Linked DNA regions of Homo sapiens: regions 1, 3 and 4 are each linked to region 2. A link is a contact called in ENCODE Hi-C or POLR2A ChIA-PET data. All regions are on one chromosome and are shown on one strand. Each heading gives the region's core, a stretch centred on a gene start or an enhancer-like site at or near the end of the contact. The rest is flanking DNA. Distances are from core to core; before and after follow the strand shown.

Region 1 (2,700 bases), core at 135-2,634, 380 kb after region 2:
GGCCCGATGTTACCCAGGGAGTGAGGGGTATGAAGGAGTGAAGACTGTGAACAAGAAACTGGAAGTAAAGACCCTACTGGGTGCCACTCCAAAGGCTGACAGTTCGCCTGGGTGACATGGAGTGTCACCCATAAAGGAAGCCATCAGGGTTGAACTGAGCAGAAACAGCAGAAATGGGCCCAGAGCTGGGCAGAGCATCCGGTTTATGCTGGAGGTCCCAGCCACAGGCCAGGGCTAGAGCAGGGTGGGCGAGAGCGCGGGTTCCAGGTGCAAATGCAGCTGAGCTACTGACTCACTCTAAAACCTTGGCAATGGGCTCTAATCTCCCTGCACCTCAGTTTTCTCATCTGAAAAATGGGGAATAGAGAATAAGGAGATCAAACCTCATGGGGTTAATGAGGAGAGTCCATGTATCCAAACAGTTCACCAGAACCTGGCACTCAACCAAGGAGAATTATTATTGCAAATGCGATTGCTATGGGCTCTAGAGGCAGCAGAGTGACTCGGGACCTGCCCACAGATGCTGGGCCTGCTCCTCAGGAGTTTGCAGTGACACGGGGAGGGGGATTTGTAGGCAAACTGCCTAGGTCCTAATCCAACCCCCGGCCCCTGAAATGAATGATCTTGGACGAGTTCCTTCAGTTTTCTGACCTCAGTTTCCTTGCTGGTAAGGTGGAAGTAATAACTACCTGGCTCCCAGAGTTGCGGCAATTCAGAGAGAACTTAAAGCGCTTGACACAGAGAAAAACATGCCCTGTTACTGGCAATATTATCATTGTGGCTAACCCTTAAATCGGGCCTAAGCACAGGGGCCATCGTCTGGCAGAATGTCACGGGCGATGTCGCAGACTCAGCATTAGGTGTACACAGTAGGGGTGTTAGCAGGGGTAGGTTGTGGACCCGAGGCCGGGCAACACCCTACGCCCTTTGCAGGGTACTGGGGTGTCTCCCTCCCAGGGGTGCCCCCGGGCCCAGCAAGGTGCAGAGACGTCCCCCGGGGTGTCAGGTGCATTAGGCCGAGAGGTATCAGCCGGGCCGGCAGGGCCAGGGCCATCGCCCCGGACTCCCCGGACCCTCACCCGCCCAGCCCCCTGCCTCAGCTTCCTCAGGCTTCCCGGCGGCTCCTGAGGCTCGCAGTCCCCACAACAGGGCGGGCCGGGGCCGTTACCCCGGGGACGACGCGGAAGAGCCAGGACCCCATGGGAGGGAGGCAGCGCTGCCGCCGCGCCCAAGGGGCGAGCTCGAGCCCTGCTTACGCGGGCCCGCGCAGTCCCGCCCCAGCCCCGACCCCCGCGGCACCTGAGCTGCGGCTCATGCGCTTCTCCCAGCCGGGCGGCAGCTTCTCCTCGTCCGCCATCTTCCCTCCTGCCGCAGCGCCTGCTCCGCCTCAGCTGCGCCGCCTGTCGCCCGCGCCCGCCCGCCGCCGCTGCCTATTGGCTAGACGCGCTCTGCAACGGGGCCTGGCGGCGACGCCCATTGGGCTCCCTAACGGTCCGGATTGGCTTTCTGGCCTTCTATTGGGTAGAAGAAAGGCTGGGCGGACCCTCCCACGTTATCCCTGCGCCCCGCCCCCGGCCAGCCTCAGCCTGGCCCCGCCCACTCGCTCTCCTCGGCTCCTGAGTGGTCCGAAGCGACGCGGGCCCGCCCTTCTCAACGCCCTTTAGCGAGCGCCAAAAAACTCCCGACCCCTTCTTGGCGCGCGTCGCCGCAGAGCCCACCCAGGCGGGATAGAGCTTATGGATTGGCTAATGCCGCAGCAACTCCCGCCTGCCTGAGCTGTTCCCGGAGGTCCGCAAGCCCCCAGCCCTCCCATGCGGAAGAGTCTGGCTGGTGCAGAGGTAACGGCGGTCCAGGAGGTACTTGGGCGGGGCGGTGCTGCCTCTGCTGTTGCCATAGCAATGCAGTTGCCTTGGAGATGAGCACCTAAGTACCCGATGCTTAAATTTGGCTCCTCCATCCTCCCTCTTCCCACCTGTTTCCCACAGATGTCCAAAGCTAACCCAGCCTCTTTTATTTTTTGCAGGGCTCAACTTTTCCCTAGGCTCTGGACCCAAAGGCCTTCCACGTCCTTTGGAACCTGCTTACTTCCTTTATTCCCTCGCAGTCTGGCTCCTTCCTCCATCCTGGGTGACCAGTGGGTGCCGACATTGACATTCATATAAGAACACGGAGGAGGTGCAGGTGGGAGGAGATGGGCTCAGTTTTAGCCAACTTAAAATAGAGTCTGCAGAGCCCGTGGGACACAGGGGAGGTATTTGGGGACCCAGAGTTGGGGAACTGTGGGTAGATATGGGAGTTGAAGACACTGACAGCAAAGGGTGCAACTACAGTTCACCTAGCATAGAACCCTATGTGACCGTTAAAAAGAATGAGGCTCAGTGAAGTGAACTCATAGGGAAACCTGCCCACAACAAATTAGACGCAGGATGCAGTAGAAGGCTAAGAGAAGTCTGGAGCCAGACTTGGGTTTAAAGCCTGGGACTGACACTTGCTATGCGACCTTGAACTGATTACTTAACGTTACTCTGTACTTCGGTTTCCCAATCTGCAAAGCGGGGATAAGCAATTACATCCTTCTGTTTGATGTGAACATTAAATAAATTAATCCACATAAAGCACTCAAGCCAGGCTCGGTGGCTCACACCTGTAATCCCAGCACTTTGGAAGGCCGAGGTGGGTGGATAACCTGAAGTCAGGAGT
Region 2 (2,700 bases), core at 148-2,647:
AAAACAGAGGTCAACCGGGATCTTTCCCAGGGGCAACTCACCTGCACCTCCCAGGGATTAACTCGGTCTGGGATCTCCCTGCTTTCTCTGAAGGAGACAGCCTGGCAGGTGGTGGGAGGCTCCTACATCCTCCCAATTGTATGTGCCTCCCGGGGAGCTGGAGAGATGGTTTGAGGGGGCTACAAAGAACCCAGATACCCACCCTTAGACACGGTGTTCCCAAAAGTAATGGCTGATCTTCACCGAGCACTTTCCAGGCATAAAGACTTGACTGCTCAGGAGGTGGAAGTTACTATAAACTCTTATGGAGGTGTGAGTTCAGAGAGATCAAGCAAACTGCTCAGAGTCACACAGCGCTAGTCGGGGTAGCGCCTGTCTGGATTTGAACCCAAGCAGGCTGACTCCAGACCATACTGGATCCACCACTGGGCTAGAGAAAGGCCACTCAGCTGAGTGCAGTGGCTCACTCCTATAATTCCAGCACTTTGGGAGGCTGAGGTGGGTGGGTCACTTGAGATCAGGAGTTCGAGACCAGCCTGCCAACATAGGGAAACCCCGTCTCTGCAAAAAATACAAAAATTAGCTGGGTGTGGTGGCGGGTGCCTGTAGTCCCAGCTACTCAGGAAGCTGAGGCAAGAGAATTGCTTGAATCCGGGAGGTGGAGAATGCAGTGAGCCAAGATCACGGCACTGCACTCCAGCCTGCGCGACAGAGCAGAGCAAAAAAAAAGACAGAGAGAGGCCACTTAGCTCCCTCTTTGCCATGGAAGGAGGAGCCACGAAGTTCATCAAGAACCAGGAGAAGCCAAGATAGGATGCAGCCTCGGGTGGGTCCCTCGGTGGGTTCCCTGGTGATACTCTTCTCTTTTGTCTGCAGGCAGCCGGCTCAGTGGCTCCTTTGAAGAAAAGTCTAGAGTTTTTTTGTTTGTTTGTTTTTTAAGACAGGGTCTTGCTCTGTTGCCTAGGCTGTAGTGCAGTTGGTGCCATCATGGTTCACTTCAGCCTCCCAAGTAGCTGGGACCACAGACATGCACCACCATGCCTGGCTAATTTTTTTTTTTTTTTTTTTTGTAGAGATGGGGGGTCTCCCTATGTTGCCCAGGCTGGTCTCGAACTCCTGGGCTCAAGCGATCCTCCTGCCTCCACCTTGGCCTCCCAAAGTGCTGGGATTTCAGGCATGAACCCTTTGATGGGGGACCCTAGGCACCCAAGCTGGAGCCCCACACAGCAACACCAGCTCAAAGACTAGGACAGCCAGTGGGAGAGAAGGCAGACCGCAGAGGCTGAGGGCCTGCAACCCCCATCGGAATTCCCCTTCTCTAGCAGTTGAGACAACAACCTCTGTTTGGAAACCTGAACCCTAGATGGGATGGGGGGTGGGGTGGGGGAAAAAGGCACAGGCCAGGCTGGAGTCAATAGATTTTCCCCAAGTACCCACAGGGTTCTCTATCTCCCCCTTCAGGACTCTGCTCAAATGCCACCTCCTCAGAAAGGAGTCACTTGCTTATTACCTGGCAGTATATATTATTAAGTTGGTGCAAAAGTCATTGCGGTTTTTGCCATTACCTTTAATAGCAAAAATTGCAATGACTTTTGCTATTTCTTTTAATGGCAAAAACCGCAATGACTTTTTTTTTTTTTTGAGATGGAGTCTCGCTCTGTCACCCAGGCTAGAGTGTATGGCCCGATCTCGGCTCACTGCAAACTCCGCCTCCTGGGTTCACGCCATTCTCCTGCCTCAGCCTCCTGAGTAGCTGGGACTACTAGTGCCCGCCACCATACCAGGCTAATTTTTTGTATTTTTTTTTTTTAGTAGAGACAGGGTTTCACCGTGTTAGCCAGGATGGTCTCAATCTCCTGACCTTGTGATCCACCCACCTCGGCCCCCCAAAGTGCTGGGATTACAGGCGTGAGCTACCGTGCCCAGCCTACAATGACTTTTAATGGCAAAAACCGCAATGATTTTAGCACCAACCTAATATGTATCAATTTATCTGTCTCTACCCCCATTAAAATACAAGCACTGTGAATATAGGACTGCACCTGCCTTATTTACTAATGTATCTCCAGTGTTGTTTTTTTGTTTTTTTTTGAGACAAGGTCTTACTCTGTTACCCAGGCTCAAGTGCAGTGGTGCAATCACAGCTCACTACAGCCTCAACCTCCTGGGCTCATGGGCTCAGGTGATACTTCCACCTCAGGCTTCCTAGTAACTGGGATTATAAGCCTGCTAATTTTCTTTTTTTGTAGAGACATGATTCTTCCATGTTGCCCAGGCTGGTCTTGAACTCCTAGGCTTAAGAGATCTGCCTGCCTCAACCTCCCAAAGTGCTGAGATTACAGGTGTGAGCCAACTTGCCTGGCTATTTATGGCTCTCTAACTTTTTTTTTTTTTTTGATACAGGGTCTGACTCTGTCACCCAGGCTGGAGTGCAGTGACGTAATCACAGCTCACCGCAGCCTTGACCTCCTGGGCTCAAGCCATCCTCCCACCTCAATCTCCCAAGTAGGTGGAACTACAGGTATGTGCCAACACACTGGCCTGCTTTTTTGTATTGTTTGTAGAGACAGGGTTTCACCATGTTGCCCAGGCTGCTCTCAAACTCCTGGGCTCAGTGCTCCTCCCACCTCAGCCTCCCAAAGTGCTGGGATTACAGGCATGAGCCACCATGCCTGGCTATCTCTAACATCTTAAACACTA
Region 3 (2,700 bases), core at 164-2,663, 500 kb before region 2:
CACCGCGGCTTCTCAAGGCTGTCCAGAGAAGGCTACATCCCAGCGCTAGCCACTGAGGCCTGATCACGCAAGAAGCCCCTTCCCAGGCTCCAAAGGAGGGCCCCCAATTTGTAGGCTGTAGCTGGGAGGCGGGCCCCTGTGTTCTAGCACTCGGAAAGGAATCCTGAAGTAAGGTACCCCCAGAGTCCTCCTTCCAGCTGAGAGGGGAAGTAGGGTCCAAACCTCCTCCTTCAGCTCTGTTCTCCCCTCTACCCTCCTACCACCCCTTTCCAGAGCCGTTGTGCCAGACACTCAGGGGTAGTCATGGGCAGACTAGGAGATGGCCAGACAGACAGAAGAATTCACACGGAAGAGAGGAGCCAGCGCTAGCCAGGAATCAAGCTGTAAGAGTCAGCCAGAGAGAATCAAACAGGGTCCCCTAGGAGTCAGCTAGCCAGTCAGACAGTAGAGGCCAGCTGGTGTCACCCAACAGAGGGACTGCTCAGTGTTAAAGTCTGTGAGGGGCACGGATGGGCGGCCAGACAGCAGAGGTCACCCTGGACAGCTAGCCAGACAGCAGGGGGCTGCCAGGTGGGACTGGACAGATGGACAACCAAATGGTGGTGGCAGGGAGGCTTGCCCAGGACAGAGAGACAGCCAACCAGACGGCGGGGGCAGCTCCAGATACAAGAACAAGCCAGCCAGACCGCAGCGGTCGCCCCAATAGATATCTAGATGGCCGGTTTCACCTCTGATGGACAGCCCGAAAGAGCAGAAGAGGGATCTACCCCAGACCCACGGCCAACCAGATGGCAGACTTCACCCACGAAAGCTGGGACCAGATGGACCGCAGGGTTCCAGCGCACCTCCTGTCCTACGGCGCCCTGGCCCGTGACACCGCCCCTGGGGCCCGGGCCTGCTCCGGAGCCCCTGCAGGGAGTCCTCTGCCCAGGGCGTCCCACAGGGCCCGCCTCCCCGACCCCGTCCGGTTCCCCGCCGCGGGCACGCAAGCGCCGCAGTTACGCCGGCGGCGCACGGCGCGCCATTCCCGGTCCGCCCTCCGCGCCCTAGGCCGCCACCCGCCCGCGATCCCTGCCGCGCCCGCTCACCGGCCCACGAAGTTCTCCAGCACCGAGCTCTTGCCGGCGCTCTGGCCGCCCACTACAGCGATCTGCGGCAGGTCCAGGTGGCAGCTCTGGCCGATGGAGCTGAAGGCGTCCTGCAGTTTGTTGACCAGCGGGATCAGCTCTTCCATCCCGCGGTTGCCCATGGCGCCGGCGGCCCCCGGCCCGAGCGCCCTGCGCTCCTCGCCCGCCGCCGACCCTCAACGACCTGGCCCCGCGGCGTCTGTAGCCGTTGCTCCCCGCCCGCCCGGGCCTCGGCAAGACGCCCGCTCCCGGCTCGGCCTCACGGTCGCCGCCTCATCCGGTTCTCAGGCGACACCCGACCCGAGCGACCTCCCGCCCCGGCCCCGGGGGCTGCGCCCAAAGCACTCGCGCCGCACGCGACTGGCCTGCTGCACCGCCACTCGGATACACTAGCCAATAAAAACTAGGCACGGGCCTATGGTTGAGTAAACCTTCCCCCTGGGGACCGTCTTGCTGACTTATTGGACAAAAGAACCGTCACTGTTGTGCAACAGCCAATAGCGGCAGAAAGCAAGTTGTCAAGAGAGGAAGGGGGTGTTTCCGAAAAAGGCACGTTGGCTCTGCCCATTGGCGAAGTTCCACCATCTTATTGGCAGGCAGACGTGCCAGTAGACAATGTGGACCAATGGTGTTGGGGATTGAGCTACTACCTCGTTCCCTAAGAATTTCCCATTGGTTCATATAAATATCACTTCGTTGCTCCAGCCAACCAGGCAAAAGAGGGCGGGCTTTAACATCCGAATCTTGACTATCATTGAGAACCATATCTGTCAATCAGAAAAACTCCCGTTCTTCCTTGTGATTGTTGGATGTCTGCAACAGCCTTCTGAAGTATAGGATAGATCCCACCGTACTCGCTCAAGGGCGACACCTCGTGGTGGGATCCGATGTCTCGATTTTTGAGTTTCCTGGCACTGGGGAAAACTACAAGTCCCAGAGCGCATCTCAGTTCCCAGACTGCAAACCAGCTCTGGGAGCAGGGTCCCAATGCGCTCTGCAAATGGTAGAGGCCAAGTCATTGCTTCCTAGGGATAGAACGCAATAAAATCACTCCTCCACGCCTTTGCAAATGCTGTGCCCTTTCTGCTCACGCCCGATCTTGACGCCGCTAACACTCCAATGTTTTCCCCCACTTCTTCAACTTTAGCAGATCATGAATCTTTTTTCTTTTCTTTTTTTTGAGGCGGGGTACTCACTCTGTCACCCAGGCTGGAGTGCAGTAGCGCGATCTTGGCTCACTGCAACCTCCGCCTCCCCGGTTCAACCAATTCTCCTGCCTCAGCCTCCCGAATAGCTGGGATTACAAGTGTGAGCCACCACGCCCAGCTAATTTTGTATTTTTAGTAGACGGGGTTTCACCATATTGGCCAGGCTGGTCTCGAACGCCTGGCCTCAAGTGATCCGCCCGTCTTGGCCTCCCAAAGTGTTGGAATTACAGGTGTGAGCCACCGCGTCTAGCTAATGAATCTTCTTTTCTTAGAAACTGGGTCCTTACTCTGTTGCCCAGGCTGGGGTGCAGTAGTGCACTCATAGCTCAATTCAACAAGCACCTGGGCTCAAACGATCCTCCCGC
Region 4 (2,700 bases), core at 7-2,506, 400 kb after region 2:
GTGAAGCCCCACTTCTTTGAGATGTAGATCTTCTGGCGGCCAGGAAACTTGAACTTGGCCCTGCGCAAGGCCTCAATCGCATGCTCCTTGTTCTGCAGCTTGGTGCGGATGGACATGATAACTTGGCCAATGTCAACCCTGGCCACAGTGCCCTGGGGCTTTCCAAAGGCACCTCACATGCCTGTTTGGAGCCTACATTGTGGTAGTGCAAGGTTAGAAACATGAACATCCATCGGAAAGGCCTGTCTCCAAGGTCCCTTAGAGCAACCCATACAACCAACAGGCTGCGTACACTACCAAGGAAGCTGCTGTGTGCAGCCATTGCACACACACATTTTTATAGTTTCTTGGTGGACTTGCCAATTCAGAAAATATCTGTAGTATCAATGAAAGTGAAAAATTCAACAGGTCCTTTGGCCACGATATTCCAGTAATACAAATTTATCCTTGTGCATAGACATCAAGAAGCATCATTAAGTAAAAAAATAGAGTTCTCTGACTCTCTACCAAGCCATTCGCTCGGGGCCAGACCCACAGGCCTCGCCCCGCCTCAACCACGCCTTCATGGCGTAGTCTTCTCCCTGTCTCCGTCCCCCGCTCCCCACCTTCCGAGCGTCTCCATCGCTCCCCAGCCACGCCCTTGGCGCCTGGTCCTGCTGCAGCCTGGTTTCCGTCCAGACCACGACCTCTCGGCTAGGTCCTCGTCGTCAACCCCGCCCCCAAGGTCTCGCCCCGCCCCAGCCCCGCCTTCCAGCGGTTGTCCGAGCCTCTACCCGCCCTAGCCACGCCTCCAAGGCGTGGTTCTCGTCTGCAGCCCCACCTAGGCCTCGCCCCGCTCCAGCCGCGCCTTCCGGGCTTGATCCTCGCCCCACCCCAGCCACGCCTTCTGGACTTGGTCCTCGTCTCTAGCCCCGCCCCCTAGCCGCGCCCCAGCCCCGCCTTCTGGACTTGGTTCCGTTCTCTGGCTCCGCCCCTGAGCCTCGCCCAACTCCAGCGACGCCTTCCGGGCTTGGGCCTCGCCTCTAGCCCCGTCCCCGGGTCTCGCCCCTCCCCAGCCACGCCTTCCGGACTTGGTCCCCGTCTCTAGCCCCGCCTCCGATCCTCGCCCCACCCCAGCCACGCCTTCCGGACTTGGTCCTGGTCTCTAGCCCCGCCTCCGATCCTCACCCCACCCCGGCCACGCCTTCCGGACTTGGTCCTCGTCTCTAGCCCCGCCTCCGAGCTTCGCCTCACTCCAGCCCCGCCTTCTGGACTTGGTCTTAGTTCCCAGTCGCGGCCAAATCACGCCTCAGCCACCTCCCGCAAGCCTCTCACTGCCTCAGCCACGCTTTCCAGGCTGGTTTCTGGTCCCCATCCGCGGCTGGTCCGGCCCTGGGACCGAATCACTTCCCAGCGAGAGGAAGGTCAAATTTCTCGACCGGCTACGGGAAGGTCGCGGCCGCCGCCCTGTCAGCCGCCTCGGCGCCCCCAGGACCCCTCGGGTCTCTTTAACCGGAAGCGGAAGTGCGTGTCGGCGGGATCATGGCGACTTTGGTCGAACTGCCGGACTCGGTCCTGCTCGAGATCTTCTCTTACCTCCCGGTACGGGACCGGATCCGCATCTCCAGGTGCGGCCCCGCCTCCGGGGGGAAGGGCAGGGCGGAGGGCGCAGCTGGCACCTGGAGATGCGATGTGGCCCGGGGCTGGGGTCGTTCTAACCGCGCGTCCCCTCCCCCAGGGTCTGTCACCGCTGGAAGAGGCTGGTGGACGACCGGTGGCTGTGGCGACATGTCGACCTGACGCTCTACACGGTACGCGCAGCTGGCCGGGCGGGCCTGGGCCGCGGTCGCGGTGCCCGGACCCCGAAGACCACCTCTCCCACCCTGGGACTGTGTGTCGGGGCCCGGGCTGGGGATTTAGAGCCAGGCGATCCGGGGCCTATCTCGGCATCATCGCTTACCAGCTCCTCTTCGACCTCAGGGCCTCAATTTCCTCATCCCTGCAATGGGGATAAAGGACAGTACCTGCCTCACGGGGCTATTATGGGACTTCACTGAGATCACGCAGGGAAAGGGCTTAGAACAGTCTGGCACATATTTATCATTCGATAAATGCTAATTTATGACTATGTTATCAAGTTTTTGTTTTGTTTTTGAGACAGAGTCTCGCTCTGCTGCTCAGGCTGGAGTGCAGTGGTGCGATTGCAGCCTCGACCTCCCAAGCTCAAGCGATCCTCTCGCATCAGCCTCCTGAGTAGCTGGAACCACGGGCGCTCGCCACTACACCTGCTAATTTTTTATTTTTTGTAGAGACGGAGTCTCACTATGCTGCCCAGGCTGGTCTCGAACTCCTGGGCTCAAGTGATTCTCCCGACTTAGCCTCCCAAAGTGTTCAGATTACAGGCATGAGCCACAGCAACTGGCTCAAAACATTTATAGATATATTTGTTGCCCTTTTTGAAACTGTCTTCATAGATAATTGCTATTATAAAGTGAATTTGCACCCTTCCTTTTACGTTACTTCATATGTGTGTGTCCAAAAACAATTATAGTGTTAGTAATGTATTTCTGAACTTCGGGTAATGCTGTTCTACTATTTAGATAGTGTTCTACTTTTAAACAATTTTACTGTATATATCCATCTGTAACTCCCTTTAATACAGTTGCTTTTGAAGTTCTTTTTTTAAGGACAGAGTCTTGCTATGTTGCCCAGGATGGTCTC

The links. A loop is a pair of places that touch in the nucleus more often than their neighbours do. ChIA-PET counts read pairs that join two places held with the same protein, here RNA polymerase II (POLR2A). Pooled maps may share reads with other maps.
Region 1: a pooled map shows a loop between it and region 2 (4-fold over the local background). The contact joins the promoter of PIN1 here to the enhancer-like site in region 2. A Hi-C loop is called at or near these places in 2 of 50 pooled maps. POLR2A ChIA-PET finds 5 or more read pairs at or near these places in 2 of 52 experiments (GM10248 and OCI-LY7).
Region 3: a pooled map shows a loop between it and region 2 (3-fold over the local background). The contact joins the promoter of DNM2 here to the enhancer-like site in region 2. A Hi-C loop is called at or near these places in 1 of 50 pooled maps. POLR2A ChIA-PET finds 5 or more read pairs at or near these places in 4 of 52 experiments (B cell, GM12878, Panc1 and 1 more).
Region 4: a loop to region 2 is called in a pooled map, with 3 times the contacts of the local background. The contact joins the promoter of FBXL12 here to the enhancer-like site in region 2. A Hi-C loop is called at or near these places in 2 of 50 pooled maps. POLR2A ChIA-PET finds 5 or more read pairs at or near these places in 3 of 52 experiments (GM10248, OCI-LY7 and PC-9).

The regions. Positions count from the first base shown.
Region 1 is chr19:9,834,002-9,836,701 of GRCh38, reverse strand. PIN1 (peptidylprolyl cis/trans isomerase, NIMA-interacting 1) reads right to left here and starts at 1,384. Exons shown (of 4, transcript NM_006221.4): 1 at 1,300-1,384. The coding sequence starts at 1,357. It overlaps PIN1-DT (PIN1 divergent transcript), which reads left to right and starts at 1,687. Exons shown (of 2, transcript NR_183873.1): 1 at 1,687-1,838; 2 at 2,024-2,623. RefSeq lists silencers at 1,093-1,312, 1,343-1,682.
Region 2 is chr19:10,218,573-10,221,272 of GRCh38, reverse strand. No RefSeq gene overlaps it. Among named protein-coding and RNA genes, the nearest start is that of MIR4322, 10 kb to the left of the region's middle. RefSeq lists enhancers at 857-936, 706-1,206, 1,157-1,386, 1,517-1,566, 1,207-1,707. Within about 2 kb of position 1,397, at least 2 of the 41 ENCODE cell types and tissues checked have a DNase peak (open chromatin) inside an H3K27ac peak, as active enhancers do; they include GM12878 and OCI-LY7, where a contact is called at or near this core.
Region 3 is chr19:10,716,792-10,719,491 of GRCh38, reverse strand. It overlaps DNM2 (dynamin 2), which reads right to left and starts at 1,413. Exons shown (of 21, transcript NM_001005361.3): 1 at 1,089-1,413. The coding sequence starts at 1,249. It overlaps MIR638 (microRNA 638), which reads right to left and starts at 1,088; the gene lies at 989-1,088. RefSeq lists enhancers at 255-394, 1,835-1,954, 2,145-2,334 and a silencer at 885-1,554.
Region 4 is chr19:9,817,635-9,820,334 of GRCh38, reverse strand. FBXL12 (F-box and leucine rich repeat protein 12) reads left to right here and starts at 1,256. Exons shown (of 3, transcript NM_017703.3): 1 at 1,256-1,607; 2 at 1,718-1,790. The coding sequence starts at 1,522. It overlaps LOC124900430 (small nucleolar RNA SNORA70), which reads right to left and starts at 381; the gene lies at 241-381. It also overlaps the pseudogene RPL10P15. RefSeq lists silencers at 695-844, 1,065-1,154, 1,605-1,764.